2 separate regions of the Homo sapiens genome follow, and region 2 is linked to region 1. The links are chromatin loops, found by intact Hi-C in ENCODE. Cell type or tissue: Caco-2. All regions are shown on one strand. Each heading gives the region's core, and the rest is flanking DNA. Links, peaks and the distances in the headings are about the cores only.

What was found. Hi-C counts contacts between places; a loop is a spot of excess contacts. Peaks named below come from ENCODE experiments on the same cell type or tissue, not always from the same donor. Only the 100,000 strongest peaks of a DNase experiment are listed, where the experiment ranks them.
Region 2: a loop joins it to region 1, with 3 times the contacts of the local background. A loop is called at or near these places in 2 of 110 quality-filtered maps.

What each region holds. Positions count from the first base shown.
Region 1 is chr7:102,007,982-102,016,312 of GRCh38, reverse strand. The region is part of intron 2 of CUX1 (cut like homeobox 1); the gene reads right to left. Among named protein-coding and RNA genes, the nearest start is that of CUX1, 190 kb to the right of the region's middle. In Caco-2, for the core only: no CTCF peak of the experiment used is centred there; DNase peaks (open chromatin) are centred at 3,292, 3,662, 6,463, 7,195 and 1 weaker place; H3K4me3 peaks cover 378 bases.
Region 2 is chr7:102,118,290-102,126,620 of GRCh38, reverse strand. The region is part of intron 8 of CUX1 (cut like homeobox 1); the gene reads right to left. Among named protein-coding and RNA genes, the nearest start is that of SH2B2, 160 kb to the left of the region's middle. RefSeq lists enhancers at 848-1,400, 6,945-7,444 and a silencer at 2,881-3,107. In Caco-2, for the core only: no CTCF peak of the experiment used is centred there; DNase peaks (open chromatin) are centred at 1,201 and 4,910.

The DNA of each region.
Region 1 (8,331 bases), core at 319-8,318:
ACACTTATCTGTGGCCGGTGCTGCAGAAGGGCATGTGGAGCGAAGGGAGTTTAAGAGGCAAGCCTGGCCGGGCACAGGGGCATGTGCCTGTAATCCCAGCACTTTGGGAGGTTAAGGCGAGAGGACTGCTTTAGCTCTGGAGCTCAACACCAGCCTGGGCAACATAACCAGACCCCATCTCTACTAAAAATCAAAAAAATTAGCTGGGTGTGGTGGCATGAGCCTGTCGTCCCAGCTACTTGGGAGGCTAAGGGAGGATCGCTTGAGCCTAGGAGGTCGAGACCACCCCGGGCAACAGAGCAAGATCCCATCTCTACAAAAAAATTTTAAAAAGTAGCCACGTGTAGTGGCATGTGCCTGTAATCCCAGCTACTTGGGAGTGAGGTGGGAGGACTGCTTGAGCCTAGGAGGTCATGGCTGCAGTGAGTCGTGATCGCGCCACCACACTCCAGCCTGGTGACAGGGTGAGACCCTGCTTCCAAAAAAAGAAAAAGAAAAAAAGAGGCAGACCTGACCCTAGACAGGAGAGAAGGCTCCTTTGGGGAAGGAGCACGTGAACTCAGATCTGGACGATGCATAGCGGGTGGATGAGTGAAAGGAGCCACGAACTTTTATAAAGCTTGTTTACAGTCTGATCCCAACATGGTAACAATGAATCTCACACACATATAAGCATTTGGACACCACCACCAGGAAAGACATCAGTATGAAATGGGAGATGTTTCTAAGTGAACACAATTATGGTTTTTCTTTTTCCTTTGTCTTTAAATAAACTGTATCCTTTCGGCTGGATGCGGTGGCTCACACCTGTAACCCCAGCAATTTGGGAGGCTGAAGTGGGTAGATCACCTGAGGTCAGGAGTTCGAGACCAGCCTGGCCAACACAGTGAAACCCCGTCTCTACTTAAAATACAAAAATTAGCTGGGCATGGTGGTGTGTGCCTGTAGTCCAAGCTACTTGGGAGGCTGAGGCAGGAGAATTGCGTGAACCTGGGAGGCGGAGGTTGCAGTGAGCCGAGATCACGCCACTGCACTCCAGCCTGGGTGACAGAGTGAGACTCCATCCCAAAAATAAAATAAAATCAGATCTCAGGCACTCTCCTTTTGCAGTTCCAGTTTGATTTTGTTTCACCGCCTGGATGCCTGACTTCACGTTTATTCATCGCTTGTGTGCAACTAGTTTACCTAAAATTAAGCAGCTTGAAAAAGACATCCTTTTGTCTTAGGTTCATAATCAGCACATATTGTTTATTAATATTTACTAGCTTCACAGAGCTGCTCAGAGGAATAATTAATAATGAACGATGGGTAAATCTACTTGCAGACACAAAGCATGGTGGACACGGAGGCAGGGTCTTGGCAAGGCACCTGGTAACCCATGTGCAGCCAGAAAGACAGAGCTAAGCGGTAACCTCACAATTTTTAGATGCTTTTTTTCTTTTTTTTTTTTTTTTGGTGGTTGGGGGATACTACAGAGCCACTGGCATCAAAAATGCAGCCCATAATTTCTTAATTTCTAAATGGAATTATTTATACCATACAGATAGCAACCAAGCCTAAGCAACATGTAACTTAGGGGGCAACTTGGGAATTTAAACCTTTGAAACTAGATTTTATGTTTAAAGACGCTCAGAGACTTCCCAACGGATTATCCCAACCTAGCAGGCGAAGGAGAAACAAAAACTTCCAAGCAAAGAAAGGCTTCCTGGCCCTCCCCGACTTTAGCATCCCCGATGGCAGAGCAGCACGCGGCTAGGAAGCGGACCTAACGTCACTGCAGCCAAGAAAGTCCATTCAAGGGCACCAAAGAAGCAGCAACTTAGTTTCATCCAGTTTTATCCAGCAGGTCCCAGCCCTTGGAGACCCCAGAGGGCTCTGCAGAGCGTAGAGCGTATCTAAAAAGAAGTCTAATTTGTATTGATCTCTATGCCCAACTTTGCAATTCTCAGGATGTGTGCTGTTTTAAAATGAGCACATTTCACAGGAAATTCTGGGTGGGAAATGGTGGCTGTGTTGTGGGAGTGAGTGGTGGCCATACCGAGTACCCCTTATGTCTGTCTTTTGAGATACTATGAATGTAGCTTCTAAAAGGTGTGTCTAACAGCAACCCGCTTCGAAGGCCACAGAGGTCGGTCTCTTGTGAGCTTGCTGCCCAGGAGAGTTCCAGGGACCTGAACAGAGATAGACACAGTTTAGAAGCTGCTTGGACCTGAAGGATACACACGGCTCAGTACCTGTTTTGCAACCTGTCCCTGTATATGGAGCCACAAATTGCACCTTACTCAATAACAGATTAAAACAAAAAACAGGCTGGGCATGTTGATGCATGCCTATAATCCCAGCACTTTGGGAGGCTGAGGTGGGAGGATTGCTTGAGCCCAGGAGTTCGAGACCAGCTTGGGCAACATGGCGAGACCCTGTCTCTACAAAAAATACAAAAATTAGCGAGGCATGGTGGTGTGTGCCTATGGTCCCAGCTACTCGGGAGGCTGAGGTGGAAGGATGGCTTAGCCCAGAGAGGTCGAGGGTGCAGTGAGCCGTGACTGTGCCACTGCACTCCAGCCTGGGAGACAGAACAAGCCCTTTCTCAAAAAAATAACAAAATGAAATGAGAAGCGTTTGCATATGAGTCAATCAGTCAAGAAAGCAGAGAACCCTCTATTTCTGGAGTGACTAGCCACAGAAAATACGCTGTATATGTGAGCTTGGATCTATGGAAAATTGTTGATGCTTAGAGAATTATTATGTGTTTGGTCAATAACTGCCTTTTGAATACTTTTGGAATTCCTCTAAGCAAGCTTTCTCAGGCCTGTTCCCAAATAGTGACTTTCATGCGGTCCTGGAATTTTCTTCTGAATACACAACATGGCTTCTTTGTAATGAAACAATTTAGGAAAGAAATACAGTTGAAGACATTCTATATCTCTTGGCTGGAGCTGCTGGCCCTGGTAGATGAATCATAGAAGTCCATAAATGTCGAGCAAATTTGCACAGACTTTTCTTTTACTACCATATATGGCAAATATAGATCTATTTATCTCCATCTTGACATTAGCTTCGGCGATTTTTGTACCTTATTGTCTTTCTTACAAATTTCTCTTGATCTACGTCTCAGCCACACAAGACAGCATGTCCAAAGACAGTAACGTCATTCATAACCCTGGGATGGTGCTTTTTTTTTTTTTTTGGTATGACGGCAGAATGGCAGAATGTTTAAACTAGTAAGTATTTGAGGTAGATCAAAGTACCTAGCTATTTACATTCTTGCTACATCTTAGCGAACACCACAGGGCCGTAAGGATTACCGCAAGAATTTAACCTGAACAAGTTTTCTCCCCCAAGGAATTAGGTGTTTCTTATCACACATTTGGGAATCAGCTGAAAAACCGTGGTTGGTGCTGACTGCTTTTGATATATTCCTTAAAGAGATGAATACTGAAAATATTTTCAGGATTCTAAAAGCTGACTTGCTGGGAAATTCCATGACCGGCTAAGATGATTTAAGAATTCTCTGGGGGAATGCTTGCTTCATTCATTCATTGATTCATTCCTTCATTAAATTTGTACTGAGAGACAGAGATACAAAGACGGACAACCCCCTCCCCCCGCCCCCACTCTCCAGGACACAGAGTGGACACGGGAATGTATACCTTCTGGAAGCAGCCAGGGCCATCTCTTCATGACCCTGGGCAGTACCTTCAAAGAGTCCAGTCAGAGAGGACGCTGGGAAAAGTAGAGTGACTAGTCTATCTTCTGCTTTCATTATCATATTCCCCCATGTGACAAGTACAAAATCTTCAGCTACAACCTTTAAAAGCTACTGAAGGCCAGGCACAGTGGCTCACGCTTATAATCCTAGCACTTTGGGAGGCCAAGCCAGGTGCATGACTTGAGGTCATGAGTTCGAGACCAGCCTGGCCTACATGGTGAAACCCCGTTTCTACTAAAAATACAAAAATTAGCCAGGCATGGTGGCACGCACCTATAGTCCCAGCTACTTGGGAGGCTGAGACATGAGAATTGCTTCAACCCGGGAGGCGGAGGTTGCAGTGAGCCGAGATCGCACCACTGTACTCCAGCCTGGGCAACAGAGTGAGACCCCATCTCTTAAAGAAAAATTCTAAATAAATAAAATACATTTTTTTAAAAAAGCAAATCCTGTGAAATCAACAATATGGCAGACTATGTTTAAAACCTAATTGGGTGAAATTATTTTAGAATACCCTTTCAAAGAGTCCTTTCTGTAGTCCAAAATTATCTGAAATAAATAAATAAATTCAAGCGTCAACCAGCATGGCCAACATGGTGAAACCCCGTCTCTACTAAAAATACAAAAATTAGCCAGGTGTGGTGATGGGCGCCTGTAATCCTAGCTACTTGGGAGGCTGAGGTTGGAGAATCACTTGAACCCAGGGACCAGCGATCACACCATTGCACTCCAGCCTGGGTGACAAGACCGAAATTCCGTCTCAAAATAAAAAAATAAATTCAAGTGTCTAAGTAAGATAATAAAAATCCTCTCACCCTGCTGCCGAAAATGAGAGGGGTGTACCTCCGTGTCCTGCCCTGGTTAGGTACCGACTCCACCGGGTAGTTCTCCCACCCACAGGGAGTTCACCAAAAAAGGCAGAAGGCCAGGCGCGGTGGCTCATGTCTGTAATCTCAGCACTTTGGGAGGCCAAGGTGGGCAGGTCACCTGAGGTCAGGAGTTCAAGACCAGCCTGGCCAACACGGTGAAACCCGTCTCTACTAAAAACACAAAATTAGCTGGGCATGGTGGCGCACACCTGTAATCCCAGCTACTTGGGAGGCTGAGGCAGGAGAATCACTTGAACCTGGGAGGAAAAATAAATAAATAAGCAAGCAAGCAAGCAGAAGAGACCATGTTTGTCTCCAAAATCCCATCACCAGCGTATGAGAATAGCAAAACTGAAGAGAAACGCATTGGTGGTCTCGGGGAAGGGGCTGTAGGGGCTGAGCAGCTCCTGCCAGGCAGAGGATCACAAAATCCAAACGTGTCCTCCGAACGCCCACTGCGCTCTCAGTGCTGGGCTTGGCCACAATTTGGTGTGAATGCTTCAAGACTCACACCAAATCCTTGGCATGAATACACCATACAATGATATATCCAGAGACGGCTTACTCGAACAAAGAGACCGTCAATAACAATATAATTTTACTTTTTTTTTTTATTTTTCTGAGATGGAGTTTTGCTCTTGTTGCCCAGGCTGGAGTGCAATGGCATGATCTTGGCTCACTGCAACCTCCGCCTCCCAGGTTCAAGTGATTCTCCTGCTTCAGCCTCCTGAGTAGCTGGGATTACAGGCATGTGCCACCATGCCTGGCTAATTTTTTGTATTTTTAGTAGAGATGGGGGTTTCTCCATGTTGGTCAGGCTGGTCTCACACTCTCGACCTCAGGTGATCCGCCCACCTCGGCCTCCCAATGTGCTGGGACTACAGGCATGAGCCACCACGCCTGGCCAATATAATTTTACTTTTATAAAATGATATCCATGCTTTCAGCTTAGACACAAAGCACAACCGGCATCTTTTAGCGTGGTCCTCACGCCCGCCGGCAGAACTCCTTCACTGAGTTTCCTCAATGTCTTTTAGACACCTCTTCATCCTATAAATGTGCCACACATGCATGTGACATGTCCCTATGCACACACATATTTACTTAAATACGCACACACACATACAAACGAGTAACAGACAATGTCATCTCTACTTCCTTCCCTTTCCCGGAAGCTACAGGTATGTACATCACATGTATGTTGCCTGATATGAAAGAGAGGCCCAATCACGAATTCCATGATACAGATTTAAGAGATGCTATGCATGGTTCACTTGGTGAATCTCCCTTTCTTATGTAAGCACATATCCAAGTCAGTTTTTTTTTTTTTTTTTTTTTGAGACAGAGTCTTCTTGTTCTGTTGCCCAGGCTGGAGTACAGTGGCGTGATCTCAGCTCACTGCAACCTCCACCTCTGGGTTCAAGTGATTCTCCTGCTTCAGCCTCCTGAGTAGCTGGGGCTACAGGCACTCACCACCATGCCTGGCTAATTTTTGTATTATTTAGTAGAGACGGGGTTTCACCATGTTGGCCAGGCTGGTCTCGAACTCCTGACCTCAGGTGATCTGCCCACCCCCGCCTCCGAAGTGCTGGGATTACAGGCATGAGCCACCGCACCCAGCTGCACCCTTGCTGTTTCATATCATGGAATCTAGCACCGGCAGCAAGGGAGGCCGCCCACCTCACTCTTTCTTTTTTAAGAAGTCCGCAGTTCTGAGAGGTCAGAGCAACCTTTCTTTCATTTTCAAGCTCCCCATGTGTGCTGGAGAGGCTGTCTTTATAGGTTTTAACATGTACCAACCAGGGATTAAGCTAAGTGAGGCACGCCAGTCACGAAGGCTCACTGAAATTATGCCTGCTAATCTTTTAAATGGCAAGAACGTTAGGCAGCACAAAAGGAATGTTAGTAATTCCAAAGCTTTTACCCAACTGAGGAGGTTTAAATTTACAGGAACATGTACTAGAGATAAAGAAGTCCAAGGCCCTTGGCCAACCTGTCTGCCACGCTGGTGTGCAGAAGAACAGAAGATTCTGTAAGGAGAGAGAAGGGGTGGAGGCTGGAAGATGGGCAGAGGGCCAGGGTTTAAGACCTGGCGTGGGCCTGAACTCACCTGAATTATTTTACTTGTAGAAAGAGGCTACAGGTTGGGTGCAGTGGTTCATGCCTGGAATCTCAACACTTTGGGAGGCCAAGGCGGGAGGATCACTTGAGGTCAGGAGTTCGAGACCAGCCTGAGCAACATAGCAAGATCCCACCTCTAAAAGAGAAACTGGGTTCCCTGGTCTGGACTGAGCAATTTCTTTGGCCTTCTTAGAAATGAGCCGCTCTGCAGCCCCACGCAGCCTTTCTTCAGTGTGTACATTAGGGTGCTGTGCGGCCTAGGTGAGGGGTGTCACCTGGCCACATCCGTGGAGGGATCCTAACACCATCATTTGTGCGGTCAGCGTCATGACAGCCACTCCACTGTGCTTGCTTCTAGATGCTTCCAAACAGCCCTTCAGGTATGGAATCATCCCTGTCGTGTAAATAGGAAATCTGGAATTCCCAGAGGTTATACATTGCACCTGAGGCCATCTGGCTACAATCCAAACTCTGGGTGCGGCTGGCGCCAAAGCTACTACACCATGCTGCCTTCTAAGCTGCATTTCATCTGGAACCGCTGTGGCTGGCAGGCCGAGCCTCTGAACACTGCAATTCAGGTTAATCATGCAGACCTGCTGGAGCACGCGGGGCCGAGGGTTCCCTGTACCTCCCTTCTCTCCCCTGCTGTATGGATCTCTGACCTCACTACTGGCAGGCCTGAACTGCCATGAGTGATCAAGAACCTGAGAGGCCTCTGATCTGCTCCACCTACATCTGTGCCCACCAGGAAAAACAAAAATCCTGATAAAAGACCTGGGGTGCGCATCAGGATTCACCATGACTGTGCTGTGGTCTCGCCTCCTGAAAAGCTATTTTGTTCATCGTAAGTAGGCAGTTTGACAATTGCTCAATGTTCAGGCCCTACCCCATGTCCTGTCCTAGTCAAGGTCAGGGAAGGAAAGGTGCCTTGTCCCCAGGCATGTGGGCCCCCAGCAGAGCAGGACAGGCTGGGGACCTGGGGTTCTTAGGCTCTTTTGGTTGGGGGCTGAACACTGGTCATATCCCAATCTCTAGAGAGGGCAGAGGAGGACAGACACGCACTCTGCACCTCAGGGATTACACGAGGAGAATAAAGACACGCACACGACCGAAATACCAGGCAGGAAATGAAATGTGCCGAAAGACAGGCGCAGCTAGCCTACAACGGGGGCCCAAGGAATGAAAATCCCTCTTTGCTGGGCTGGGGGCACCTGAATTGGGTGATATTTGCCACAGAGGGGCGAGTAGAGGTGGGGGGGCTTTCTAGAAAGAGACAAGATACAAACAGAAGGAAAAAAGAGGAGATCCAGAGATACAAACAAGGTGAAGCTGATGGAGTAAGACATGGGAGAGGGGGCCAGCGGGGACAGGCTCCCAGATCACCGAAGCCCCTAGAAGAACCCAGACATGGCCTGAGAGGCGGGTGGACGGCCACCAACCATGCAAAAGGTAGTACGCAGAGACCAGACCAGGGTCTGCTTCAGGAAGGTGACTCCTGCTAAAGGACAGGCCAGAGGGGAAAGCCTGGAGATGGAAGATACCAGCTGGGAAATACAAGTTTGGACGAAGGTAACAGAACCAGAAGTGGTGCCTGTAATCCCAGCACTTTGGGAGGCCAAGGCAGGTAGATCA
Region 2 (8,331 bases), core at 173-8,172, 110 kb before region 1:
AAATAGGCGAGGCTAAGCTATGACATTTAGGTTAGGTGTGCTAAACACATTTTAGACTTAAGGTATTTACAAGTTACGATGGGTTTAGGGGACATAATGCCATTGTAAGGAACAATCTGTATAGAAAAAAAGACTATGGAAATAGGCCAAAATGTTAACAATGATCATCTTTGCTGTGGGATTATGAGTGATGATCTGCTTCCTTTAAAAAAAATCTTTGAGAATTTTCTAAACTTTGTATAGTAAACATGTATGGCTTTTGTACTTAAAAATAATGTCACGGGCCGGGCGTGGTACCTCACACTTCTAATCTCAGCACTTTGGGAGGCCGAGGCGGGTGGATCACTTGAGACCAGGAGTTCAAGACCAGCCTGGCCAACATGATAAAACCCCGTCTCTACAAAAAATACACACACACACACACACACACACACACACACACAGCCGGAAATGGTGGTGCACACTTGTAGTCCCAGGTACTCGGGAGGCTGAGGCTGGAGAATCGCTTGAACCCAAGAGGCAGAGGTTGCAGTGAGCTGAGATCGCACCACTGTACTCCAGCCTGGGCAACAGAGTGAGACTCTATCTCAAAAATAAAATAAAATAAAACATAAAAAAGGGAAAATAATGTCATGTAAAAGGAAACAGCCTATAATTCCAGCTACTTGGGTGGCTGAGGTGGGAAGATTGCTTGAACCCAGGAGGCGGAGGTTGTAGTGAGCCAAGATCATATCACCGCACTCCAGCCTGGGTGATAGAGTGAGACCTTGTCTCAAAAAAATAAATAAAATAAAATAAAATAAAATAAAAACAGCAGGACTGGCTGAGACTGCATGACAAAATTTTTTAAAAAATTATTTATGTATATTCATAAACATGTTTATATACATGGACACATGTACAGTGCCTTTTTTTTTTTTTTTTTGAGATGGAGTTTTGCTCTTGTCACCCAGGCTGGAGTGGAGTGGTGCGATCTCGGGAGTATTCCACAGGAAGGACGGTTCTCCTTTCTGCCAGCCTTCCCGCGTCTCTTCACAAGGTCCCTGGGTGGAACCGGGCAGCGTGAGGCAAGTCACTTTCTCCTCTGCCACTTCTGAAGCAAATAAGACGTGCTATGTCACTGAGATTTGCATGGCCAAGGCCCTCCCAGCGGCGGCCAGGGACTCCCCGTGGTGAGTCAGAACCTCATAGCTTTAAGGAATTTTACTGGGGGCAGAAGGTGGCGTGAATGTTCCAGGCTGGGCCTCCGTCCTAACTCTTCACTGTTGAAGCACTTGAAGGCTGGGTGGCGCCTGCTTTCTGCTTAGGAGCCAACAGCATCCTGAGTTTACCTTTCCAGAGCGCAAACGTCCTCATTGGGCAGGCTGCAGGCTGAACGCTACAGAGGCCGTTCAGCTCTGCGGTAACCCTGACCCACTCATCATCATGGGGAAGGCTCAAGAGTTCCTGGAGAGCCACGACGTGCTAAGCCTGTGGTGTACAGAGTGTGGGATAAAGCCGGTCTTTTGAGGTAGTTTTCAGTCAACACTTAAAAAATGGGGCCAGACGCGGTGGCTCATGCCTGTAAATCCAGCACTTTAGAAGGCTGAGGTGGGCAGATCACCTGAGGTCAGGAGATCGAGACCAGCCTGGCCAACATGGCGAAACCCTGTCTCTGTTAAAAATACAAAAATTAGCTGGGCGTGGTGCCCTGTGCCTGTACTCCCAGATACTTGGGAGGCTGAGACATAAAAATTGCTTGAACCCAGGAGGCGGAGGTTGCAGTGAGCCGAGATCATGCCACTGCACTCCAGCCTGGGCAACAGAGGGGAGACTCTGTCTCAAAAAAAAAAAAAAAATTTCTACTAACCAATTTTACAATATACCGGCATTAACTATAGTCACTGTCTAATACATCTCTCAAACTTATTCCTCCTGTCTACCTATAAATATGTATCATTTAACCAACCTCTCCTCACCCCCTGGTAACCACCATTCTTCTTAACTTTTATGTGATCAACGTTTTACATGAGTGAGATCTTGTGGTATTCGTCTTTCTGTGCCTGGTTCATTTCACTTAATGTAACATCCCCCAGATGAATCCACGTTGTTGTTGCAAATGGCAGGATTTCCTTTTGTAAGGCTCCATCATATTCCACTGTGGATCTACACATTTTCTTCATCCATTCATCTGAAGCTGGGCACATAGGTCACTTCCTCACCTAGGCTGCTGTGTGAACAGCGCTGTGATAAACGTGTGAGTGCAGGTATGCCTGCAACACAGCCATTTCCTTTCTTTGGATAAATACCCAGCAGTGACATTGCTGGATTGCAGCCTGCATTCGGCACTGCTGTGCAGGCTGCAGAAATGCCCGTTATCCACCCTGACCCCCACAATTTTGGGATGCAGGAAGGGGTGTGTCATGACACCCCCGTTTCACAGATCACCATATGTGCTACAATCTATACACTGTATTCACTCAACAGTCCGTTACCCATTTCCTTCACATATACACTGCAAGATCCCTAGGCTTACCTTAACAGTGAATCAGAAAAACTTTAAGGATCTCTTAAATAGGTAAAATCTGTAGGAATGCACGCCAAACCCAGGTGACAGTCTGTGAATAATGATTTTCTCTACCCTCTCAAAGGATGCTGGATGAATATGATTGCTTTATTGGCCAGGCGCGGTGGCTCATGCCTGTAATCCCATACTTTGGGAGGCCGAGATGAGTGGATCACTTGAGCTCAGGAGTTCAAGACCCGCCTAGGTAACATGGTGAAACCCCCATCTCTACTAAAAATACAAAAATTAGCCAGGTGTGGTGGTACACACCTGTGATACCAGCTACTTGGGTGGCTGAGGTGGGAAAATCGTTTGAAACCGGGAGGTAGAAGTTGTAGTGAGCCAAGATCGCATCACTGTACTCTAGCCTGGGTGACAGAGTGAGACCCTGTCTCAAAATCAATAAATAAAAAAAAGCAGTAGGACTGGTTGAGAGACTGTATGATAATTTTTTTTTTTTTTTTTTTGAGACGGAGTCTCACTCTGCCACCCAGGCTGGAGTGCAGTGGCACAATCTCGGCTCACTGCAAGCTCTGCCTCCCGGGTTCACGCCATTCTCCTGCCTCAGCCTCCCGAGTAGCTGGGACTATAGGCACCCGCCACCACGCCTGGCTCATTTTTTATATTTTTAGTAGAGATGGGGTTTCACTGTGTTAGCCAGGATGGTCTCAATCTCCTGACCTCATGATTCGCCCGCCTCGGCCTCCCAAAGTGCTGGGATTACAGGCATGAGCCACTGCGCCCGGCCGATAAAAATTTTTTAAAAACTGATTGCATGTTTATATTCACAAACATGTTTATATACATGGCCACATGCACAGTGCCTCTCTTTTTTTTTTATTTTTGAGACAGAGTCTAACTCTATTGCCCAGGCTGGAGTGTAGTGGCGCGATCTCAGCTCACTGCAACCTCTGCCTCCTAAGTTCAAGCAATTATCCTACCTTAGCCTCCCGTGTAGCTGGGATTACAGGCATGCGCCACCACACCCAGCTAATTTTTGTATTTTTAGTAGAGACGGGGTTTCACCATGTTGGCTGGTCTGGTCTTGAACTTCTGACCTCAGGTGATCCACCCATCTCGGCCTCCCAGAGTTCTGGGATTACAGGTATGAGCCACCGTGCCCGGCTGCCTCTCTATTTATGTGTACGTGTTTTTGAGTACAGAGTGTGTGAGCCTGTGTGTGTGCATGTGACGTCTGTAAGCCCCCTCCCACCCTGTCCTTACTCTATCGTTCCAGCACCTGACACCACACCTACCACAGTAAAGCAGCCCTTCCCTAAACATCAATGAAGGAGAGGAGTAAAGTTTGGCAATTCTCACTGATGCTTTGCAATAGACATGTCTATTACATGTCAATTACATTTCCTAGCCATGTCTGGGGGCCACAGAACTGGCAAAGAATCGTCAGCGCTCAGAGGAATTTCTACCTGGACTTGGAACTATGAAGCCACCCCCTTGTTTTTGTCTAGCCCCCAACCTGGGGAGACACCAGGTCATGGTTGTACTATTCAGAGGGGGCCAAGACAGCTGGTGTTACTACAAAAGACAAGGAAAATCCTTCAGGGCTCACCCAGGCATCAATTTTTAGGTGTGGAGCAAAATACTTGTACAGAGATGAAAAATCCCAAGAATTCTACAAAATCCACAAGCCCCTTTTGGAGATAAGACACAGGAAGAAAAAAAAAAAAGGCCATCGGTTTTTCCCTGCAAGTCTGATTTAGTGCTCTCTAAGGTTTAAAGGACAGGAGGTTCTTTATTCAAGTCCATACTCTGAAAACCATAAAAGTGGCTGCTTCTCTATTTTTAGGGAAATTAATCCAACCAGGGTAATTACAGCAACTCGTACTGGAAACTGATGACTCATCAAAAAGACAGGAAATAGAAAATTTTACATTCTTAAAGGTACAGCAGACAGACTCTGTTTTCAGGATGCTTAAGTTGTCCCTTTCAAATTCAATCAGGGGATGCAATATTTGTCTAAATATGATGGTCAAGACAGCTGGGTGATTCTCAGGTTTACTCAACCGGGCTCTACCTGGCCCCAGTTCTGTGAGTCTTTCATGAGGAATTATTGTTCAAAAAGGGAAAAATCAATCTGCTATGGTAAATACAACGGGGGCTTGTGAGGCTGGGAAAGGCTGAACCCCCCAGGAACGCCTGCCTTCACCTGACTAGCCCTCACCTTTGCTGCTTGATTACAAAGCTGGCACCAGAAAGGGGCTTTGAAGACCGCCGTGGTCTCAAGCAAAAAGCACTGGAATTTGAGCCTAAAGGACCAGGTCCAGGGCCTGAATCTGCGTGTTCCTGGGACTGCTTCCTCATCCATGCAATGAGCACAATAAAAGCTGCCCCAGTGACTTCAGGAAAGGGCAAACAAGATAACACTCAGGAAATCATTGTGAAATAGTCCAGAACAGTATGTAAACAAAGTATCCATCCCAGCTGCTCACACCTGTCATCCCAGCACTTCAGGAGGCCAAGGCGGGCAGATCACTTGAGTCTGGGAGTTCGAGACCAGCCTGGCCAACATGGTGAAACCTCGTCTCTACTAAAAATACAAAAATTAGCTGGGTGTGGTGGCAGATGCCTGCAATTCCAGTTACTTGGGAGACTGAGGCAGGAGAATCGCTTGAACCCGGGAGGCGGAGGATGCCGTGAGCCAAGATCGTGCCACTGCACTCCAGCCTGGGCAATAGAGCGAGACTCAGTCTCCAAAAAAAAAAAAAACCAAAAAGCAAAAATTAGCCAGGCATGGTGGCACAAGCCTGTAATCCCAGCTCCTCCAGCAGCTGAGGCAGAAGAATCACTTGAACCCGGGAGGTGGAGGTTGCAGTGAGCCATGATCGCACCACTGCACTCCAGCCTGAATAACTAACAGAGACCCTATCTCAAAAAAATAAAAAATAAAATAAAAAGAAAGTATCCATCCCACCCACATTTGCCATGCAGACTTGTGTCTTGAACTGCTGGTATCCTCCTCCCCTCCTTTTAAAAATTATTATTATTATTTTTAGAGATGGGCTCTCGTTTTGTCACTCAGGCTGGAGTACAGTGATGCAATCATAGCTTACTACAGGCTGGAACTTCCAGGCTCAAGCGAACCTTCCAACTCAGCCTCCCAAGTAAATGGAACTAAAGGCACAACACCATGCCCAGATAATTTTTGTATTTTTTGGTAGAGGTGGGGTCTCACTATGTTGCCCAGGCTGGTCTCAAACTCTTGGGCTCAAGTGATCCTCCCACCTCAGTCTCCCAGAGTGCTGGGATGATAGGCGTGAGCCACCATGCCCAGCCTCCTCCCCTTTTCAAATTCTGTCTTATGTCCTCCTTTGGGATCTGGAGTTCTCTATCCCTCCAAAGAAGCGTAGAGGCTCCCCAGTGCTGAGTTAGCTACGGGAAAGTTTTCTGCTGTTTCAGAGCACGTTGTATTTTGTGATAAAGTACTGGTTATATACATGTTATAAAGAAAATACTCTAAAATTAACCTAAGTGAAGTTCCTCGTAAATGTCTCTTTTGTAACCGTACTATGTAAGTATGTGTATACACAATGTCGTTCTTTGAAAAAAGCATATAGGCTAGGAATACAACATGAGTAACCTTAAGAAATACGAATTTTACTGGCAGGAAAGGTTTGGGAGGTGCAAATTCTCCTAAGACTAACATTAGCTATAAAAAATGTAGTATTTCAGTGCGATTCAATATTTTCTTTCATCGAGGCTCAGTGCCTCGGCCCACGAGTGGGGAGGAATGCAAGAAGCTGACTGTGTGTATTGCAGCTGGAACTCCTTTTCCAATCCAGATTCTTGGGGACAGGGCATAGGATCGTGGACTTCAGCAAAAATGGGAATTCCTGCATTTTTGCCCAGAACACTAGCCGCTTGGCTGGGAGGGCGACATTCCTGCTGGAGGGTGCAGTAGCAACCCAAACCCAAGATCAAGTAAGTGAACAGCTGCAGGAGACGGATGCAGGAACTTGGGGCAGTGAGGGATGCCCAGGCCTCTCTCTGGGCTGCCTACTGCTGCGTGATTCCAGGGATCTGCCACCTCCACGGCCATCCATCCCAAGGAATTGTTTAGATGTTAAAATCCACAGCACGTTCCTTTGCTAGAGTCTCCAAGGTTAAGGCTATTAGGGTGGTAAATCTCCATTTGCTAAGAGAAGCGGGAAGATCCGTACACAGGGTGACCATCTGAGAAGGAGCTATGTTTTTAACTAAAGAAAAAAGAATGTCAGGCGTAGTGGCTCATGCCTGTAATCCCAGCACTTTGAGAGGCTAAGACGGGAGGATCACCTGAGGCCAGGAGTTTGAGACCACTCTGGGCAACACAGTGAGACCCTGACTCTAAAAAAATTTCAAAAAAGAAAAAAAGGGCAGAAATAATTCATTTATTTAACCCAGAAATGGTTATAATCGGAAACCTTGCAATCCTCTTACACAACAACTGTTTTGGCAAAGCCCCCATGTTCCAACAAATATTAAACTGTGCTTGCCATTTGTCTAAGGAATCTTGCATTAATAAACATGAAGAAGAACACTTTTACCTCCCACTCTCAACGACAGGACAAAACAAAGACCAGCTGTATTCATCAATGGGCCCTTGTTCTGCACATAAAGGCTAATTACATTTTGCTTCAAGCCTACACATGGAAAACTTTACTGCCGTTGTCTGCCACAGTCAGCCCGTGCTGTCCCAGCTGACGCATGGCGATGACTGCTCACGATAAACCGGGGTCTCGGAGCAGCCTCAGTACCACAGACCTGCGGGCTTCTCTCCAAAACGGGAGAGGGATGGGTACCCTGTGACATCTCCCCACGACAGACAGACAATGTGGGCCCAGTCCGTCGTGGTGATGCGGTGAAAGTCAATTTCCTCCAAGGCCGTTAATTTCAGAAACGCATACCACGCCCTGCTCTGAGCTTGCTGGGAATAGCTTCTATCTCTCGACAGCTTAGCCTCAGACTCTCACCATGCCAGGTGCTATACACACACATCCCATTCCTGCCTCTTCAAAACCACCTAGCATGCTGGGTGCAGTGGCTCACGCCTGTAATCCCAGCACTTTGGGAGGCTGAGGTGGGCGAATCATGAGGTCAGGAGATCAAGACCATCCTGGCTAACATGGTGAAACCCCGTCTCTACTAAAAATACAAAAATTAGCTGGATGTGGTGGCGCACGCCTGTAATCCCAGCTACTTGGTAGGCTGAGGCAGGAGAATCGCTTGAACCCAGGAGGTGGAGGTTGTAGTGAGCCAAGATCGTGCCACTGCACTCCAGCCTAGACGACAGAGCAAGATTCCATCTCAAAACAAAACAACAACAACAACAACAACAAAAACCACCCAGTGACTTGACTTCCGGTATGCCCATTGTACAGGTCAGAAAGGGAGGTGGACAGCTCATAGCTCATTCAGGGTCACGCAGAGAGCTCGTAGTGGACCCTAGTGAATCAATCCCAAGTCAGTCTTTCTCCAAAACCCATCTTCCTTCATGCCTCTCCAATTCCCGTCAACAAATATTTAAGAATCCCTTTTTTTTTAGACAGGGTCTTGCTCTGTCACCCAGGTCGCAGTGCAGTGGTATAATTAGGCTCACTGCAGCCTCGACCTCCTGGGCTCAAGCGATCCTCCCACTTCAGACTCATAAGTATCCAGGACTACAGTTAGGAGCTACCATGCCAGGATAATTTTTGTATTTTTTGTAGAGACAGGCTTTTGCCATGTTGCCCAGGCTGGTCTTGAACTCCTGGGCTCAAGTGAGCCGCCCGCCTCAGGCTCCCAAAGTG